Linked DNA regions of Homo sapiens: region 1 is linked to region 2. Evidence: read pairs that join two places in POLR2A ChIA-PET (ENCODE). Cell type or tissue: CD4-positive, alpha-beta T cell. All regions are shown on one strand.

Region 1 (2,500 bases), 330 kb after region 2:
AATCGGCTCTATCTGTGCAGTGGGCAAGAAGAATCTATTAGGTGATTAGAGTTTTGGGTGGCCCTGTCCCCATGGCTTTGGGTTGGGGCTATCTGGCCTGTGGAAAGCAAAGCAATGGTCCTCCCCTTTGGAAACCAAAGAAGCAACCCTGATGACCTCTGAGTTGCCTTCATGGTCCTTCTTCCCTTGTCTTGAAGAACAGTGCATGTTCACAGTTGAATAGCTCTATGATCCATACAGTTAAATATAAGTTTGACAGCCTTCCTTCCTTCTTTCCCTTCTTCATCCTCATCAGTTCAAACTGACAATTTTCCTGCTGGGATGGCTGATTAGGTCCATGGTTCCCACCCATACTAATCTCCTTATCAAAGGGGATTTGGCCACACCACTGGTGTTCTCATTTTTTGCAATATGAACAGGCTGAGAACTTTCCAAATTTTTAAGTTCTGCTTTCTTTTTGCCCAGAAATTCTGTCTTTAAGTCATTTCTCTTGTGTCTTATTTTACTACAAGCAGTCAGGAAAAGCCAAGCCACATTTTTAACACTTTGCCTAGAAATCTCCTCAGCTAAATATCCAGTAAAATCTCTCACAAGTTCTATCTTTCAAAAAATACTAGAATATGAACACAAGTCAGCCACGTTCTTCCCTCCTTTATAACAAGGATGGCCTTTCCTCCAGTTTCCAGTAACATAGTCCTCATCAGAATGGCCTTTACCATCCATCAATGTTCTGTTCAGGATTACTTAGGTATTCTCTAAGAAGATTGAGGTTTTCTCTCCAGCTCTCCTCTTTTCTTTCTGAGCTCTCACCAGAATGACCTTTAACATCCATATTTCTAATATGCACCTCAGAATTCTTCCAGCCTCTCCCCACTATGCAGTTTCATATTTTTAGCTATTTGTTACAACAGTACACCCACTTTTTGGTACTAATTTTCTTAGTTCAGGCTGCTATAACAAAATACTATAAACGAGGTGACTTCTAAACAATGGAAATATATTTCCCATAGTTCCACAGTTCTGGAAGTTGGAAGTCTGAGATCAGGGTGCCTGTATGGTCAGTTCCAGTGAGGGTCCTCTCACAGTTGCAGATTGCTGACTTCTGTCAGCAGAAAGCAGAAAGGGGAAGCAAACTCTCCTGTTACTTCTTCTTTTTTTTTTTTTTTTTTTTTTTTGAGACAGAGTTTCACTCTTGTCACCCAGGCTGAAGTGCAATGGTGCAATCTTGGCTCACTGCAACCTCGGCCTCCCAGGTTCAAGCGATTCTCCTGCCTTAGCCTCCAGAGTAGCTGGGATTACAGGTGCCCACCACCACGCCCAGCTAATTTTTTGTTTTTTTTAGTAGAGACGGGGTTTCTCCATGTTGGGCAGGCTGGTCTCGAACTCCTGACCTCAGGTGATCCACCCGCCTCGGCCTCCCAAAGTGATAGGATTACAGGCATGAGCCACAGTGCCTGGCCTCTCCTGTTACTTCTTATAAGGGCACTAACTCCATTTATGAAGGCTCCCTGACTCATGAGCTCATCTAATCCTAATTACCTCCCAAAGGCCCCACCTACTAATACCATCATAACTGAGTATAGGGTTTCAACATATAAATTTGGGGGGACACAAACATTCAGTCCATAACCTATATATTCAAATGAGTTTTTCTCCCAACTTGTCATGTTGGGCAGACATTCTTCATCCAATGATGCTGTTTGGTGGGTGCCCACCCCAACAGGCTCTATGGATGCCCCACTCACAGTGATGCTATTCATAAGAGGTGCTATCTGGAACAGCAAATGGAAACAAGCCAAATAACCAAAATGCATAAACCACATATTACATTAAAATAACATAATTTATTCCCACTGCTTTCTAGTAAGACAGAGTAAAATTTTAGTTTATTAGCCTTTTTGTGACATCTTGTAAACAATACTTATTTTAATGTAAAAGTGTACACAAATCAGAATGGCTGCACTGAACTCAAGGAAACACATGCTGCTTATTTTCTGCCTGAAACCTGGAAGGAGGAAGGAGGGGTCATCCTCAGAGCCTTCCCTTACCTTCATTCCTGTGATACAACTCCCTAGTCCTGCGCACAGCATCTCCTTTGTAACTCTCATTTCCACCCTCTCCTCACTAAGACCTCATCATTGCATATCTAAATTATTCCAATTGTCTAATAATTGGCCTCCCTGCAGCCACTCCACAAGTCTCTCTGCAGTCATAAGCCAGTGACCTTTCTGTAATGCAAATCTAGGTCCATATCCTCTTCCTGATGCCGCTTAATGCATGAAAGGCCTTCTCATGGCTGGCCTTTTCTACGTTCTCCAGTCTCATCATTTTTCACTTGTTCCACCCCCACCTCCAACATGCAACCTTTGCCCCAGCCCTACTTAAAGACATGCAGTTCCCCAACACATAATATGCAATTTGATTTTTTAAGTTGTGTATTTATTTGCTGATTCCTTATGGTCTGTCTCCCATTGTTAGAATATTGGGTAATGAGAGTGGG
Region 2 (2,500 bases):
AGCCTCAGTGTGCCAGCAGGTAGACATTCTGACCTCTCTTATTATAAAACACACAATAATTTCTTAAATGTTTAATGATGATGGAAGAAAATTGTGTCTTAAAATGAAATGAAGTTGGAGAAAGTAGTATGTCTGGGTCCCCACTCCAAGTCCTTTAATCATGAGAAGTAACTGCATTTCATTATAATGTGCACTATGATGCCACCTGATTCGTGGTGTGGATCCTAAAGGATGATTCTAGTCATTCTCTTTCTTAAACAATTTTTGGTAATTTTGATTCTTTCTCTTTATGATGTTCCTTTTCATCCATTATCTTCTCTTATGGTACTTACCTAATGATTAAATGTTGAGTTAGGAGACGGTAATTAGATTCCATCTCCCATTTTCCTGGTTTAACTTGACCTTTTTCTTGATGAGATATTTTCTTCCATTGGGTATTGGCATTTCGATGCCCCCTAGGCAAGCTATTTTGGATTTCTCCTTGCTGCAGAACTTGAAGGGTTTCAATGTGAAAAATAAGTCTATCTTTTTTTTTTTTTTTTTTTTTTTTTTTTTGAGACGCAGTTTCGCTCTTGCTGTCCAGGCTGGAGTGCAATGGTGTGATCTCGGCTCACCGCAACCTCTGCCTCCTGGGTTCAAGCAATTCTCCTGCCTCAGCCTCCCTAGTAGCTGGGATTATAGGCATGCATCACCACGCCCAGCTAATTTTGTATTTTTAGTAGAGATGGAGTTTCTCCATGTTGGTCAGGCTGGTCTCGAAGTCCCAATCTCAGGTGAACTGCCTGCCTCGGCCTCCCAAAGTTCCGGGATTATAGGCGTGAGCCACCACACCCAGCCTGTCATTTCGTTTTTTAAACCAACAACATTTAAATGGGTTCTGGCCAACTTTCTAGGCAAAGGTACGGAAATATATTGTATATCACATCACAGATGACAAGTGCTTCCAAAGAATATAAATGCTATTTTAGGCTTAGGTTTCTACATTGTCTAAGTTTCCATTACTTAAAGGAGAGACTTTCTTGCAGAAGGTATATTACTTCATACACAAGTTGGGATTTATACTGACTTTCCTAACATATGTATCTGGGAGAAACATTTGTGTGCAGTAGAAATGAAACCAGTCTAATTTTCCCATAGAACTGATGTTTTCAGTCTTTTAAAATAAACATAGAAATTGACCCTCCTGGTCTTAAAGCTTGAAACTTACAATCTGAGTTCCTTTCTCAGGAAATCATCATCAGGCCTTCTCAGATAGTATCAAGGAACTGAAACTCACCAGATCACTGCATCCAGACAATGAGATGCCAGATCCCTCACCCATCATGATTCCCAAACTGACTGCGTGCTTCCTATTGACCATCACCTCTTCCTTACTCCTCCCTGATTTCTGTTTTCCTGCTCATAGTTACATTCCTTCCCTGATATATAAATCCCCAACTTTAGTCAGTTGGAGAGACGGATTTGAGACTTATTTCCCATCTCCCTGGCTCACGTCACCTAAATAAAACCTTTCTTCCCTGGCAATACTCATTGTATCAGTGATTGGCTTTCTGTGTAGCGAGCAATGGGACATAGACTATACCCCTGACATTTTGGTGGCAGAAAGAGTTAATTACTAATCAAGTTTTCTCATTGATTTTTGATAATTTTTTTTAATTTTGTTTTTTGTTTTTCGTTTTTTTTTGAGATGGAGTCTCACTCTGTTGCCTAGTACGATCTCAGTTCACTGTAACCTCTGCTTCCTGGGTTAAAGCAATTCTTCTGCCTCAGCCTCCCTGAGTAGCTGGGATTATAGATGCCCACTACCATGCCTGGCTAATTTTTGTATTTTTAGTGGGGATAGGGTTTCACCATATTGGATAGGCTGGTCTCGAACACTTGAGCTCAAGTGATCCACCCTCCTCAACCTCCCAAAGTGCTAGGATTACAGGCAGGATACAGAGTTCTTGATGGTGTAGTTTGTATTTTTCCAAGGTAGATCTTAAACTGGCAACATAATTACACTTACTCTTGTCTTTTAGGCTAAAAAATAATTGTCAGTACTTGTGGAATGTCAATATTTCTGTGTTGCTTAATTAGATCATAGAGAATGCTCAGTTTCCTGGAGCATGTTTTCTTTTTGTTTGGTTTGTTTTGAGAGAAGGAGATTAGCAGGGTACAGAAAGCCAATTCTCTGAGATTACTGGAAAATAAAGCATTTACATAAATAGTTCCAGAAAGATTTATATGGATCTATTTTCAAAAATTATAGTCTGTAGACTTGCAGGTAAAAAAGCTCCAAGCAGGGAAAATAGGCAGAATTAGTTTCTCAGGAAGAACATGTGTTTGGATGCCTCTTAAATTTATGATTTTAGGATAATCTAATACCACTATAATTATACTACTACTATATATTTTTCTACATGATACTCCGGTTTAGCTCAGCAAGAGTTACAGATGTTTGCTAATTCCTGAAGCATCTGAAACAGGTATTAAGTCATTCACCTACCGATATTTAATG

Evidence for each region. Peaks named below come from ENCODE experiments on the same cell type or tissue, not always from the same donor. Only the 100,000 strongest peaks of a DNase experiment are listed, where the experiment ranks them.
Region 1: POLR2A ChIA-PET joins it to region 2 with 5 read pairs; 2 of 35 experiments call an interaction of 5 or more read pairs at or near these places.

The regions. Positions count from the first base shown.
Region 1 is chr12:47,607,749-47,610,248 of GRCh38, forward strand. No RefSeq gene overlaps it. Among named protein-coding and RNA genes, the nearest start is that of RPAP3, 97 kb to the right of the region's middle. In CD4-positive, alpha-beta T cell, no CTCF peak of the experiment used is centred here; no DNase peak of the experiment used is centred here.
Region 2 is chr12:47,273,675-47,276,174 of GRCh38, forward strand. No RefSeq gene overlaps it. Among named protein-coding and RNA genes, the nearest start is that of PCED1B-AS1, 58 kb to the left of the region's middle. In CD4-positive, alpha-beta T cell, no CTCF peak of the experiment used is centred here; no DNase peak of the experiment used is centred here; H3K27ac peaks cover 991 bases.